Regions from separate parts of the Mus musculus genome. Here region 2 is linked to region 1. The links are chromatin loops, found by intact Hi-C in ENCODE. Cell type or tissue: heart. All regions are shown on one strand.

What was found. Hi-C counts contacts between places; a loop is a spot of excess contacts. Peaks named below come from ENCODE experiments on the same cell type or tissue, not always from the same donor. Only the 100,000 strongest peaks of a DNase experiment are listed, where the experiment ranks them.
Region 2: it touches region 1 in a loop (2.8-fold over the local background); 4 of 42 quality-filtered maps call a loop at or near these places.

Annotation. Positions count from the first base shown.
Region 1 is chr7:127,506,667-127,514,666 of GRCm38, forward strand. Srcap (Snf2-related CREBBP activator protein) reads left to right here and starts at 5,317. Exons shown (of 34, transcript NM_001304266.1): 1 at 5,317-5,672; 2 at 7,499-7,574. 1700008J07Rik (RIKEN cDNA 1700008J07 gene) reads right to left here and starts at 6,203. Exons shown (of 1, transcript NR_024331.1): 1 at 3,772-6,203. In heart, a CTCF peak has its summit at 4,716 (motif pointing right); DNase peaks (open chromatin) are centred at 5,345, 5,665 and 6,215; H3K4me3 peaks cover 3,149 bases; H3K27ac peaks cover 2,625 bases.
Region 2 is chr7:127,357,805-127,365,804 of GRCm38, forward strand. It overlaps the pseudogene Gm51260. Among named protein-coding and RNA genes, the nearest start is that of Zfp747, 14 kb to the right of the region's middle. In heart, a CTCF peak has its summit at 4,753; a DNase peak (open chromatin) is centred at 6,527; H3K4me3 peaks cover 1,419 bases; H3K27ac peaks cover 628 bases; H3K27me3 peaks cover 2,739 bases.

The sequences.
Region 1 (8,000 bases):
ATATTTGCATGAGTGTCCTCAAAGATGCATGAGAAGTAGGGGCCAATCTTCCTCTGTTGCTGTCCACCATGTTTTTAAAAGGTTATTTTTATATGTATGCGTATTTTGCCAACATATATATTGTATACCACATACCTGCTTGGTGCCCACAGAGGCCAGAAGAGGAAATCAGATCCCAAGACTAGAGTTACAAAACCTTGGGTCCCCTAGAAGAGCAATCAGTGCTTTTAATCATTCCCAGCCTCTCTACCTTATTTTTTTCAGATGGCCTCTGGCTGAACTGGGAATTGACCCTTTGTGCGAGGCTGGCTTGCCTGTCCCTGGGATCTACCTGTGTCCACACACCAGCAATGAATGGGGTTACAGACATTTATCATTTCATCAGGTTTTTTATACAGATGCTGGGGGTTCAAACTCAGGTCCCTTATGTTTTCATAGCAAGCACAATACCCACTAATAGTTCTCCCTAGCCCTATTTTTCAAGTATGTTTGTCCAAGGTTTTGGGGTTTTTTTTTTGTTTGTTTTGTTTTGTTGTTTTTGTTTTTTTTTTTTTCCTCCCAAGACAAGGTTTCTCTGTGTAGCCCTGGCTGTCCTGGAACTTGCTTTGTAATCCAGGCTAGCCTTGAACTCAAGAGCTTTGCCTGTCTCTGCTTCCCAAATGCTGAGATTAAAGGTGTGCACAATCAGTACCACTCAGGCTCTTTGTCCAGATTTTTTTTGAGACAGTTTTGATATGTGGTCCTAGCTAGGTTGGTCTCTGCAGATGATTCTCCAGTTCCCACTGGAGTGTTGCAAGATTACAGGTTTGCCTCAACACTACCTCACACACCTGGCTTGTCCTTTTTTCTATTGTGTTGGCTTCAAATTTTTCATCCTCCTTCAATCTCTAGAGTGCTGGGATTACAGACACCTGCCATCACACCAAGCTTTTCCCTACTTCAGAGCTAGGCTTTGAATGAACAGGAGTGCTTTCAGTGATGCAGATACATGTAGATACCTTTAACAACAACAACAACCAAACAAACAAACCTGGGCCTATTGTAATCAGCCAAGGACGTTTAGAATGTTAAGAGGAGAGAGACTGTCCGAGTGTGTAATGACTTGGTCCTCTGCATGCATGTGAACACAGGTGCAAGTGCACTCACATGTCTACCCAGCGACACAGGAACATGGACATACATACACATATAGACACCCCACATACACAGAGAGAGAGACAGAGCATTTTAAAAGGAAGCAGATAAATATCTTTTTTACTTTTGAGAAAAGAATTTCCCAATATGAATAGTTAGATGTAAAATAGTTAACTAAGGATAAAACTCAGAGCACTGGCCCAACCTGGTATAAGCCCTGGGTGAAATCCAACATTGAAAAAAAACCAATTATGAAGCTATATTAATAATACTGAATGTCGGCAGAGGCAGGCGGATTTCTGAGTTCAAGGCCAGCCTGGTCTACAGAGTGAGTTCCAGGACAGCCAGGATTACACAGAGAAACCCTGTCTCGGAAAAAAAAAAAAAAAAAAAAGAAAAAAAAAACCAAAAACAATAATACTGAATGTCATTAGAGGCATTACATATATAATGAGGATATATTACAGATATATTTAGACAAAGATATATGCTCATGTTTTTTCTGTTTTTCTCTTTTATGTATGTTTTGCCTGCCTATATATGTTTGTGCACCACATAAATACCTTGTGCCCAAAGAAGGCCAGAAGAGGGCATCAGATCCTCTGACACTGGAGCTATAGGCAGGTGTGTGAACTGTTATGTGGGTGCTGGCAACAGAACTGGGGTCCTCTGGAGAGACAGTAGCTTCTCTTAACCATTAAGCTCCCTTCTCCAGCCCCATATACGTTGTCTTTGTACAGGACTATCCTCTAGGGCAAACTATCACCATCTTTGTCAATTAGCTGTGCTACTTGCAAAAGTCTATCAAGGGCTGGTGAGATGGCTCAGTGGGTTAGAGCACCCGACTGCTCTTCCGAAGGTCCAGAGTTCAAATCCCAGCAACCACATGGTGGCTCACAACCATCCGTAACAAGATCTGACTCCTTCTTCTGGAGTGTCTGAAGACAGCTACAGCGTACTTACATATAATAAATAAATAAATCTTTAAAAAAAAAAAAAAAAAAAAAAAAAAAAAAAAAAGAAAATAAAGATTTAAAAAAAAAAAGTCTATCAAAGCTGGCTTGTGGACTACTGTGCCACCACCCCTGGCATCTTTTGCTGTTGGTTTTGAGTGGGACTATAACCCAGGTTGGCCTCAAACTCGCTGGGCTGCTCAGATAACTCTTAACTCCTGATCCTCAAAGCTTTACCTCCCATTTGCTGGGATTACAGGTGTGTAATCTTAGCCAGCTCTGGTCTGAAACTATATAGCCCAGGCTGGTCTTGAACTTCTAAGTACTAGAATTACAGATACAGAATCACAACTTTCAGGGTTTAAGTTTAGGCTGTCCTCAAACTTGTAATGTGGGTAAGAATAGCCCTGAACTGCTGGTTCTCCTGTATCCACTTCCCTGGTACTAGGATTATCATTTCCAGTTGAAGCAAACACACTACCAACTCAACTACATGCAACCCCCTCCGTTTTTGTTTTTCTGAGACAGGGTCTCACCATATACACCTGACTGGCTGGGAATTCACTATGTGGACCCAAGTGGCCTCATGAGATCATCTTGCCTCAGTCTTCAAGTACTGGACTATAGGCATGCATTTCCAAAGCAAGTTTTATGTAGTGCTGACAGCCAGCCTATGGCTTTGTGCATGCACTAGAAGCACACTACCAACTGGGCTAGTTATTTTTCTTTTTAGCAGAATTTCATATAGTCCATGCTGGTCTCAAGACTCACTAGATAACCCTGAACTTAGTATCTTCCTGCCACCTCCTCCAGAATGATGCTGTATGCCACATTATAGCTCTATGCTAGCACATCTGTTTAAAATGACACTAAGAATTGAACCCAAGGTTTCACAAATGTTAGGGAAACACTCTACCAACTGAAATAGAGACCGTTATTCTCCTTCTACTTTTTGAGTTTCAGGCATCAAATTCACATCAGGCTTAGTGGCAAATCTCTGCCTGTGCAATGTGTGCAGTGCAGAGGCAAGATGTTTGCCAGCTGCCTTGTTGGTCCCAGAAACTAAAGTCAGGTCCTCTAGCCTGAGCCAGCCAGTACTTTTTTTTTTTTTTTTTTTTTTTTCCGAGACAGGGTTTCTCTGTATAGCTCTGGCTATCCTGGAACTCACTTTGTAGACCAGGCTGGCCTCGAACTCAGAAATCCACCTGCCTCTGCCTACCAAGTACTGGGATTAAAGGTGTGCACCACTACGCCTGGCTCAGCCAGTACTCTTAACTGCTGAGTCATCTTTCTTCCACTACCTTCTTTCTTTCTTTTGGTGGGGTGAGGAGGGGACATACAGGGACAAGTGGAGGGGTGGGGACGGGACATAAAAAGATAGGGTCTCACTATGTAAACCAGCCTGGACTTGAATTCAGAGATTTTCCCTGCTAATGCCTGCTGGGTGCAGGAATGAGAGGTGCCACCACATCTGGCCCCATCACTATCTTTATTAATCTTTCTAGATATTATAAGTCTGAAAAGGCAAAATGTAAAACAATTATAAATTGCCAAAGTGTAAGCAAAAGTGTGAAACAATTCATACTATGGTATCATTTAGATATAGGGGACTCAACACTGATTACTTCTGGGTAGAATTCTCTAGGCAGGGTACTGGGAACATTTAGGAATTTTTTTTTTTTTTGCAGATAATCCTTTTACTGATAATTCATACTACATTTATTTTTACAAAAGCAAATATTTATTACCTCTGTAATTTTAGAATTTATTTTTATAAGTGTTTGCCTGAATGTATGTCTATGTATTAGAAGGTTTCAATTCCCTTAAGACTAAAGTTAGAAACTGTTAAAAGCTTCCATGTGGGTGCTGAGAATCAAACCCTGTGTTCTCTAGAAGAGCAGCCAGTGCTCTTAACCACTTAAAACATCTCTCCAGCTCTGCCTCTGTAAATTATTTAAACACACACACACACCTTTAAAGTACTAAAGTGAAAAAAAGCAACACATAGTTACTATAAGATTATATGCATATCCTTTTTTTTAGACAGGATAATCTTGAACTTTAGAATATTAGTGTGTGTGTGCTCTGTGTGGTTGTTTGTATTGACTTATGCAACAGCACAGGTTGGCCTCAACCAGTAAATTGGGATTGTGCATTTATGCTACCATACCTAGCTGTAAAGAATCTTTCTTCCAGTCTCTATTCAACTTCCATTTCCCCTCAATAGCTTCTCCTCTGTCCATCGCTGATTTATTTTTATCCTGTTTTCTTAATTATTAGTTATGTTTTGGGGCAGGGTCTTGTTATGTAACCAATGGCTCAAAATCTTCCTTGGAACCGTTGTAGATAATAAATGCATCCTTAAAATCGGAAGGGAGTATCAGATTCTCTAAGAGATTTTTTCCCCCCTAGACACAGGAATTTTTCTCTGTAGCTTTGGTTGTCCTAGAGCTAGCTTCATAGACCAGGATGGCTCTGAAGTCAGAGATTCGTCAGCCTCTATTGGGATTAAAAGCCATGAGCCACCACCACCCAGCCTTTTTTTCCTTAAGGATTTTTATTTGACTTGAATGGGAGTTTTACTTGCGTGTATGTCTGTGCACCGTGTTTGTGTATTGCTCTCTGAGGCCAGAAGAGGGTGTCGGATTCCTTGGAACTGGAATAACTGTTAGGAGCTTCTTTAGTGTGGAGATAGAATGTCCTCTCAAAGTGGAAGCAGCCAATATTCTTAATCACTGAGCTATGTTCTCAACCTCTCAAAATAGTTCTTAAATGTAAAAGACTGCAAACCTATGGTACTTGTATTTGAGAGTTCTTGGGAAAACCGGTGTTACAAAGTCAACCGCAGCTGGTAGTGGTGGTGCATACGTTCATTCCAGGCAGACGCAGGAGCAACTTTGTAAGTTTAAGGTTAGCTTGATCTACATAGCGAGTCCATGTCAGCCAAGGCTACATTGTTAGACCTCACCTTTCAAAAACAAAAAGTAACTGCTGTAGGAATCAGTAGGTCTAAGCTCTTCTACTCATTTGTTTCATTTCACTGGGTGATATGTAAGAACAAAAACTCCGAAATCCAAAGGGTGGTCCCAGTGGGCAGCTGCAATGCAGCACGAGTTTCAGACCTATTGAAGCGTGCTGGGCCAGCATGGAGCCTCGGAGCGAACTACAACTCCCACCTTGCTTTGCGCCGCACAGTCCTACGCTAGCACGCGAGCCTACCCGCCCCTTCAGCCTCCAGTTACTGTGTATCGCGAGAAGACGGGCCGCTCTGGCGGTAGCGATAACGAGCCTTGGTGGTGGTGGTAGTGGTGGTGCTAGTGGCGGTGGCGGCCGAGACGGCGGCGGCCATTTTGGTGAGGCCTCGGGAGCAGCGGAGGCGGCGGCGGGGTCGCTGGGAGTAGCGTCTCCTTTTTCTTCAACTCACCAAGCACCTCTTCGCGGCGTGACTGGAAGCGGTGGGAGCATCGGGGTGGCTCGTGTTACGGCCCTTAGGGGAATTTAAAGTGGTGAAGGCGGCGACCAAGAGGGGGCCCTCCCCCCTCCTCGGCGGGAGGGGGGGTGGTGAGCACGCCCCCGAGGACGCAGGTAAGGAGAGGGAGACAAGATGGCGGAGGCCCCACACTTTCCCCTCCCCTGACGGGTGCCTGCGCGCGCATCTGCGAGCGCCGCTTCCCACCTTCCCGGGGTGCTGCGCGCGCACCGCCCGGCGGGGCCCCGGGGCTGGCGAGCGAGGTTGCCTGCGCGCGCTCCCGGAGCCGGGGGTGGGGGGGAGGGCGTCGGGCCGAGCGGCACCTGGTGTCAGAGCGGCGCCTCGCCCCCCTCCTGCCCTTCTGCGCACGCGTGCGCGAACGAGCAGCCCTCGAGAGGACGGACCCAGGTGCGCTTCTGCCCGCCCACCAACCTGCCTCCCCTCGGGGGCGCGGACGAGGGAAAGGGGTGCACGGGACGAGTAGTCCGGGCGCGCGCCCACCATAAGCCATTTAGGAGCCCGAGACTTGGCGCACGAACCCTTCCTTCCCGAGCTCTTTGCGGTCTGTGGATGTGGGGGCGCCGACGGACGCGGACATCTGAGTCCTGTGACCCGGTCTATGGGATCGGGTTCTGGCGGGAATCCCCCCCTCCTCCCCTCCCCAATCTGGCCGTGCGCGCCGCCGGCTCACCCCGCCTCCGGGCCGCGCACGCGCCGGCGCCTCCCCCAGCCGGTCGAGCACGTTGGGTGGGGTGGGCGACCGCGAGGGGGCGGGGCCGCCGTCTGAGGAGTCAAAACTTGGCAGAGGTCAAGGGTCATGCTGGGTCAGTCCACTGCGGGGGGGGTGGGGGGGTATTGGGAGGTCATAAAGAAGGCTGGAGTCCATAGTTGGGGCCTCATGGTTTTGGATTACCTCCAATCCTTGGAATTTCTGAAGGGTGAATCAAGGCAGCACAACACCTAGATAAGGAATTAACTAGGCAAATGCTTCCGGATCTTGAATACTTTATTAACCCTGCTTGTTTCCGGCTGTTAGGGCTCCTTGGCGCCTTCCTCACTTAAGTCTGCTTATAAAGCTCTTTCTTGCCGGGCGGTTGGTGGCGCACGCCTTTAGTCCCAGCACTTGGGAGGCAGAGGCAGGCAGATTTCTGAGTTTGAGGACAGCCTGGTCTACAAAGTGAGTTCCAGGACAGCCAGGGCTACACAGAGAAACCCTGTCTCCAAAAACGAAAAGCGTTTTCTTTAAAGTTCTTTGGCCGTTCCACCTCGCTCTTTCTGTATTCAAATAGCCCTCCTTTACTTTATAACTATTTGCTTTTTGTTTTGGGGAACTCCGCCCTCATTTCTGTTAAGTCCTCATTGAAAAGACAAGGAAGCTGTCAGGCATCCAGGAGGCGTTGTTAACTTCTAGATGAGAAGTTTCTGTCCTTCAGTTGTCTGTCAGAGCTTTAAGTACTTTTAGCTTTTAAAACGTTTTGTTGTCTTCTTCTCTGCTCTTACCCAGCCAGAATGTACAACCCTGTGAGATTCTCCGTACAAAACACTTTGTGCTTTGTTGCCACAACATGTATATACACCACATCCATGCTTGGTGTCCAGACAGGCCAGAAGAATAATCTGGGCCACTGGAGCTGGAGCTATTGTGAGCTGCTATATAGGTGCTTGGGACAAAACCCAGGACCTCTGCAGGAGCAATGAATACTCTTAAATCCCTGAAGCATTTCTCCACCCCCACCCCCAAGGCTGAGCCTTGCCCAATTTACTACAGCCTTGCCTAGTTTACTGTATGACTTTCTGAAGCATGAGCTTTCCCTGTTACTGTTCTGTGAAGTGACTTCGGATGTATTTTAAAGTCCAATAAAGCTGGTGTACGTAACCTTAGATGAGTATGGATTGACACATGTGGGTCGTGTCCTCACTGCTGCTGCTTCTCCTGTTTTAGGTGTGATTTCCTTCAGTACAGCACGGCACCGTGGAAGTGCAGACTCTCACAGGGGGTGTGGTCTCTGCTCACACAGGTGAGCTCACCTTCAGATAAAATTTTGTGTGCTGATGTTAATGGGAGAAACTGTATGACATGATGAGAGAATAGGTTGTGAATGATTACTGCATGTGTTTTCTATGTAGGGTTTGGTGATAGTACAACCAAACTGAGGCTGAATAAGGGAAGGTGTTACCCAGGCACTACTAGGGAGAGCACTAAGAGTATTAGGTTTTTCTATGTTTTTTTTTTTTGTTGTTGTTGTTTAGTTTGGTTTTGCTTATTTGTTTTGTTTTCATTTTTTTCTCTCTCTTTTTTTTTTTTTTTTGTTGTTGTCATTGTTTTCTCGAGACAGAGTTTCTCTTTGTAACCCTTTGTGTTCTAAAATTTGACTTGTAGATCAGGCTGGCCTTGAACTCAGAGATTTCTGTCTCTGCCTCCCAGTGCTAAGAAGAAAGACCTA
Region 2 (8,000 bases), 150 kb before region 1:
TTGTGGAGTACTTGGCTCCAAAGATGGACCATATTTTGGTTATTTTGCCTTCGATTCGTTCTCCCACTGGTGTAGAGAGAGGGGAGTGTCTTAGAATGGAGATCTATAGCACACGAGCAGAGTCAAACAATTACAGACCCACCTACATAGAAAAGGTTTCTGAATTGGTTCTAAGAGGAAAAATGAGACTTCCCCAATTAGCAGGAATAGCTCACAGCAGAGACTAAGACACACTTCACTGATGCTGCGATTGCCTCATTATTGGCACAAGAGGAACACTGGCATAAAACTGGCAGTGACTTTTTTGGGAGAGATTAACAACAAATGTCCCAAAAGCAAGAGATTCCAGTTTATAAAAAGAACTCATTGGATTCTCCCCTGTATAGTAAAAAAGGACACCAATTTCTGGAGCCACTACATTCTATTCTAATGCAAATGAGTCAGGAAAGGCAGGCTATAAGTCAGGAAAAAATAAATAACATGGTTCAAACCCCTTATAATTTGGTTAAAAAATTAGAGCTGGGTGCCATTGTTATGGTCCTATGTGATTTTCCTGAATCTCTTAACATAGTTACTGACTCTCAATATGCAGAAAGAATTGTCTTACAGATCGAAACTACTGAACTTATTCCAGATGTGTCGGAATTAACTTTACTATTTACCTACTTACAATAAGTAATCAAAAATAGCAACCATCCACTGTATACAACGCACATCAAATCTCATACAGGTCTACCAGGCCCTCTGGCACAAGGTAACGATGAAATCGACCAGTTATTAATAGGAAATGTGTGCTAGAGGTCTCAGAATTTCATAAGAAACCCCATGTTAACAGTGACAGTTTAAAGAGAGATTTTTCTGTCACTTGGCAACAAGCCAAGAAAATTATTGGGAAATGTCCTACCTGTTCTTTGTATAACCAAACTCCATTACCTGCAAGTGGGGAGGGGTGGTAACCCAAAAGGTACCCAAAGAAATGCAATTTGGCAAATAAATGCGTTTCATTTTGCAGAGTTTGGAAAATTAAGGTATGTAACTATATGGCATATAATACCTTAGACACATATTCAAGATTTCAGTGGGCAGCTGCTTTAAGGTCTGGAAAGACTGATTGTGTGATTCATATGGATTAGAAGTTATGGCTGTTACCGGGAGGATACCTGTAAATTTAGGGCTGTCAGTGCTCCCGCGTATGTCTCTAGTAATATAAAAAACTTTTTGAATATTGCATCATAACGCATATTACAGACATGCCACATATTCCTATAGGACAAGCAGTTATAGAAAAGTCTAATGATATTTTAAAAGAGATGCTTAATAAACAGAAAGGGATTACAAAGACCCCCAGAGATAGATTACATAGTGCTTTATTAATTTTACTTTTTAAAAAATGTGGATGGGGGGAGGCTGGCGAGATGGCTCAGGGCTTAAGAGTGCCGACTGCTCTTCCAAAGGTCCCGAGTTCAAATCCCAGCAACCACATGGTGGCTCCCAACCATCCGTAACGAAATCTGATGTCCTCTTCTGGAGTATCTGAGGATAGCTACAGTATACTTACATATAATAAATAAATAAAAATTTTTTTAAATGTGAATGAGGAAAAAACCCAACATGTTCTGAGAGATACTGGTTGTGGGGGAAAATACTGCTGAATTAGATCAGCCTGTATATATTTTTTTAAAGATTTATTTATTTACTTTATGTATATAAGTACACTGTAGCTGTCCAGACACACCAGAAGAGGGCATCAGATCTCATTACAGATGGTTGTGAGCCACCACGTGGTTGCTGGGATTTGAACTCAGAACCTCTGGAAGAGCAGTCAGTGCTCTTAACCACTGAGCCATCTCTCCAGCCCCAGTCTGTATATTTTAAAGATGTGATAATCTCAGAATCAAGCCAGGATATGTACTGTGTTGGAGAAGAGGCTATGACTTTGTTTCATAGGAAACAGAAAGCCATTTTTTCCTTCAAAAGATCAGATTTGACTAGGGGGGATCTCCTGACTGCAGACATGAAGAAAGAACCCAAGAAACAACTGGAGGGGCTTGGTCTAGTGCTGCTTTGTATGAAAATGCTAAATTCTGTACCCCAAGATCTGCTTGCTCCAAGATGAGGAGACCTTGTGTTGTGCAAACCTTGCCCCCCCAAGTTATCCCTGATTGGTGAATAAAAGATGCCTACAGCCTGGACTGGTCAGGAGAGAGGGTTGGAGCAAAGGTTCTCAGGCTTGGGGTCTAAGGAAGGAGAGAGGAGAAAGATAAGAAGCAGGACTGAGAAGATGCCATGGGAGAGGTGGGTCATGAGCGCATGGCCACAAGGGCCAGCCGATTAGAGGACAAGAGGCTCAGGTGGAACATGGCGAGTGATGTGTCTAGGTAATAAAAATGGAAGTAAACAAAGTAGCACAGAAGGTCGATGTCTGCCCAGCTCTAGTGCTTTAAGGTTACTATAAATATAAAGGTTTCGTGTCTTTCACTTGGGAATTAGGTGATCTGAGGTTGGGTAGAAACCTCCAAATAATATTTACCACAACACACAACAAAACAGGTGACATGAATGCTCTCTCCTGCACACAGGAACAGGTGACACACATGTTGACCCTGCTACACAGGAGCTGGCTGAGACGCTAATGTCTATGCGTAGCTGATAAGTCTGTTTACCTATAGAGTCCTCATGACTCAGTATGCTATCCTCTATATGGCATGGGTGGGGATTTATGCTACAGTTTGATTATATAGTCCAATCGGGACTTAAAAGCCTTTTACCTGCTCAAACACAGAGCAGAGAAATATTGTTAGCTGTTTTGTGCACACTGCACATTCTACAGATGGTTGTGAACTTTCATGTGGTTGTTGCAAATTGAATTTTAGGACCTCTGCTCCCTCTGGTCAACCCTGCTCGCTCTAGTTGGCCCCACTCAATTTGAACTCGGGACCTTTGGAAGAGGAGTCAGGGCTCTTACCCACTGAGCCACCTCACCAGCCCCTCCACACCTCTGTTAATTCATACATGTATGTTACTTTTAAAAGTTTGTATGTTGGGGCTGGCGAGTGATCCAGCCTCACAGACTGCCTCAATTGCCGGTTCTTCAAAGAGTTGCATCCAGGACAACTTCAAAGCAGGATGTTCCAGCCTCTCAGATTGCTTCAGCCAGGACTTCAGAAAAGCCCTGCACTTTCCCATCACACAGAGACTGAACAGCAAACGATACAGCTATCTCTTCCAGGACTTGACCAATAGCCCAATTTTTCTAGGTACCTTTGCCCCCAAAGAACAGGAAGGAATTTTAAGAGAAAGATGCCCTGACTCTCAGCAGATGGGTGACTGGTTTTGATGGTTCGATGGGTGATGGATCTTTGTTGTCATTTAACACTGCTGTTGACAAGCTGTTATTGGACTTGGTCAGGGAGAAAGCAAATTAAAAGACGTTAGACCTAGGGATCTCTTTCTCTTTTTTTCTTTCCTCTATTCTTCTTTCTCTCTTTTCTAGTGTTAAGAGGAAAGGAGGGGGAAGACGAAAAGAAAAAGGGGGGGTATGAATGATAGGATAAAAGGGTAGATTATCTGTTACGGGCACTCCGAGGATCTTGTGAACCCAGGGCCGAGCATGTGGCAGTAACAACTAGGACGTTCGGGGCTACAGGCGAGGAGGTGGAGGAGAAGGTGGAAGAGGAGGGGGGGGGGGAAGGAGGAGGAGGAGGAAGAGGCAGATGGCTTGGAGCTGCCCCGGACTTGTGAGTGCCCGCCGTGCCACGCCCTGTCACGCGGCCTCAGGCTGGCCTCTGGCTCAGCACCTGCACTCTGTTTGTCCCCAGGGTGAGGGGCAGAGTCCAGGACAATGTTCTATACCTGGCCCAGCACCACGGGATGGCCCTGGGATGCCCGTGAAGCATCTCTGGCATGCTCCTCCTGCCGTGTGTATGTATGTGAATGAGGCCCACCTGGAGCTCCTGCCTCCTCGTGAGGAGAGGGAGGACGACATGTTGGACAGGTTCCACCGCTCCAGGAGAACTGGACTTGGCTGCCAGTTGTGCTGACCCCTGAGCTGGAAGGAGTCAGGTTTACTCTTCCCAAGATCATCAGGATGTTTGGCCACTTCCCCATACCCCACTAACATGAGCTCAGCCGCTAGACAGACCAGGGCCATGGAACTGAAGAGAAAAGCCATGCTTTCTGCCGCAGATATTATGAATGTAATTCTTACCTGATTTTTTTCATAGATGCTTACTGTATATAGTTTATTGGTGTTAGAGAAAGAGCCTTTTATTGGACTAAAAGGGGAGATACTGAGATAATGTTAGATCTCTCTACAATTGCTTGTCCTGTAGGATTGTAAGGTATGTTAATATCATGTTTCAGGCCACAATGTCTAACATAACGGACATTATAATTCGACATAGGTTGAAGCATCATCAACTTCAATCTGTAAGGCATTTCCAATATTGCTATCTAAATGTGCAATCTCATCATCAGCCTCTTCAGAGCCCAAGGCAGAAGCACATTGAAATCTTGAGTAAGTATCAATTGTATGATGTATTTACGTATGTTTATATCTTAAGTCTCTGAACTCTACAAAATGAAACATATAATTTATTGTATGATTCACAAACAGAATCTTTAATTTTAGCTCAGCATATAGACCTTCATTTAGTAATTGATCCTTGACGATATTATTACAATATCTAGTCTGATTAGGTCGGGCCTCTTTACATAGCATGTCGATAGACTGCTATTCTGCGATATTATCACAGGGTGGCGCTGTAAGCCTTAGACTGAATTCCTCTGAAGATCCTTTATTCTGCTTTTCTTTTCCTTTTGTTTTGTTTTGTTTTGTTTTGTTGATTTTCGAGACAGGGTTTCTCTGTATATTCCTGGCTGTCCTGGAACTCACTTTGTAGACCAGGCTGGCCTCGAACTCAGAAATCTGCCTGCTAGCCGGGCGTGGTGGCGCACGCCTTTAATCCCAGCACTCCGGAGGCAGAGGCAGGTGGATTAAAGGCGTGCACCACACGCCCAGATCCTTTATTCTGAATCAAAGGATTTTCTGATCTCTTTTCTGTCGCCTCCAACCTAGTATTTAATTTTTCAGTCTTTCCCTTCTGCTTTATTCTGATCTCACTGGAAAGGGATTTATAAAATTGCAATCATCACTGAAAATATAATTATTTGTTTGCTGATAATTTAAACAAAATTATACAGAATCCACATGCCTTCTGTCATTGTATTTTCCATTTTATTAAACAAAGAAAGCATTTTCTTTTAATCTCTTTAATTCTCTCTTTCCTTTGGAGAGTTCTCTTTATTATGCACATTTACAGAACATTTTTACTTACTTTCTTTCTCCTTTCTTCGGAGACTTTATTTTATATTCAAACTCAGTATTTCTGTCTATGATTGTGTTCGGTTTCTTTTCTTCAGCATATATGTATCTTTCAAAACACTTCTACTTCTCGCTTTCTTCTTCAGAGACATTACTGTCTATGCGCATCTATTTCTCTTTTACCGTTTTCGAACTTAATATCTTTTACTGCATTAAATTTTCTCTACATTTTTTCCATCCTTCTGTGATTTAGCCTTTTTCATTTTTCTTAACACACACTCTCTCTCTCTCTCTCTCTGCATGCTTTTGCTGGCATGCCTTCTGCTGCGACAAGCTTCTCTGTCCTGCTGCCTTCTGCACCAGTGCAGGCTCCTTTCTGCTGCATGGCCAGCTCATCGCGCTGGCTGCTGGCTCTCCTGAGTCTAGCCTTGGCAGCTTCTGTGCTTAGGCTGGCCTGCATTGTACAGCCTGTCCCCTCCTGCCACCCTGGGCTGGACGAGTCCGCTGTTTGTGCTCCCATGAGAGTCCAGCCTCACCTTGCCACGCACCATCTGGCACCTCGCCTACTCCCAGCTCGGGGAAGTTGCTGGGCCCGCGCTGCGGCCGTTTCTACCTGGTCTCCCGAGAATGAACTGGATCTGCGCTGCTGCCGGCTACAGTGTGGGCGCTCCTTACTAGTTGAGGTAGGTTCTGGCTCCGCCGCAGCCAGGCGAATGCGGGGGACACTGCTGCGGAGCTGTGACAGTGGACAGCGGAGTTAGCTCACCGGCTTCATTCCGCGGCACAGCAGGGCCTCTGAAGGAGCTGCGCCTGTGAAGTGCCCTGAGGCTTTGGTTCCCTGATTCCCCGTTCCTTCCAGGCTTTGCTGCTCATCAGGGGCTCTAGGCATCTCCGGACCACCTCCTGCCCAGCTAGAAACTGCTATGGGAAGTATTGGTTCTCTGCTTTTCGAAGGCCTGAAGCTTTGACATTATGTGCCCTTACATTGGACGCTAAACTTAACGGTGATGGTCTTTCTATGCTCGCCCTTACTCTGAGTAACCACACTGACTGTTATTATAGGGATTAGAAGTTTAGGCGCTATTGTTGGGCAGATTCTCAGCAAGTCTAATTTGGCAATATTGACCTGGCCTATGTGGTCTATTACCTGTTAGTCCTCTCTTAGTCCTTGCTTCCTTCTCCAAGTCTGGCTAGGAACTTCTGCCTCTCTGGCTCCCACTGAGATCTCACTTCGTAACCGGAAGTCCTGTCCTTCTTCTCCAGACCATCTATTGGCCATTCAGATCTTTATTTAACCAATCGCAAGCCAATGGAGTCCAATATTATAAAATACTGAGCCAAGAGATGCTGTCATTATAATGTGTGTGTGTGTGTGTGTGTGTGTGTGTGTTGTACAAGTCCTGCCTGCAATCAGATCTCTGCCAACACAGAAATTAGCATCTGAATAACACAAAGCTAATCTTCCTACAGTCACAACAAAACCACCACTCCACTAAAACGTTAATTTCCTGGATTCTTGCTTTTCAGCTGTGGAGAGGCTTCTGCAGACTTCTGGGCAAGGGGCGCTTTCTTTCTCCTGTACCCATAACTTTCATGTCTCAGTGCAAATACATTGGGTCAAGATCAGGTTTCTGCTCACTAGGTCTGTACTAAGCTTAAAGATGGAGCAGGAATGACTTCCCATGGCCCAGAGTGATTTCAGATCTCCCAGCAGATTGTGCCAAGGCCCGAGTGACACAGGGAGCTTCGGCTCTGGGAGGCTGCTGACAGTGAGTGCCCAGGATGCATGCGGTGCACAGCTATGGCAGAGCTTTGGTGGGAGTGCTGCTCTGGGCTGTCAGCTGCTGTCTTCAGAATGTGAAACCCATCGTTCCAAGCCCCCCCTGCCTTTTAAAGTTTCAGTCGGATGATCAGATGTTATCTGATGGGCCTGACACCAGCATCCTCAGCGGCTGTGCGTCTGTCTGACGAGTGTTCATAACCAGAATACACAAAGAACTCAAAAAACAAAGTAAAAACAAACAAACAAACAACCGCATATGACCCATTCAAAATAAGGGCATAGCATCTGAACACAGAGTTCTGAAGGGAAGAAATAGGAATGACTAAGAAATATCTCCAGAAATGTTCATCATCCCTAGCAATTACAGAAATGAAAGTCGAGACAACTGTGAGACTTCATCTGACCCCAGTCAGAATGGGAAAAAAAACCCAACAACAACAAAATAACCAACAACGAATGCAGGAGAGGACATAGGGGACGGGGCCACACATTCACTGTTGATGGGATGGAAAACTGATCAGGAAATCAGCCTAAAATTAAATCTCCCACATGAAGCAGCTCTGGCATCCTCTGGCATATGCACAGAGGACTGAACACAGTATTCCACAGGTACTTGCTCAGCCATGGTTTTTGCTTCCTTATTTCTCTGTGTGTGTGTGTGTGTGTGTGTGTGTGTGTTGTTTCCACACACAATTTGTCACCACAGATGTCCTGGGACTCACTGAAAACCAGGATGGCCTGGTTAAATGAAACTTTCCCGTGAGGGATAGCTACTCCCAGCTCTCAGACACTTTCCTGTTTCCAGAATTCCAAGAGGCAACTAACACCGAAGAGCATGGGGTCCTTTAAAATGAATCATACAACAGTCAAGAGCCTACTGCTTCAGCTTCTACA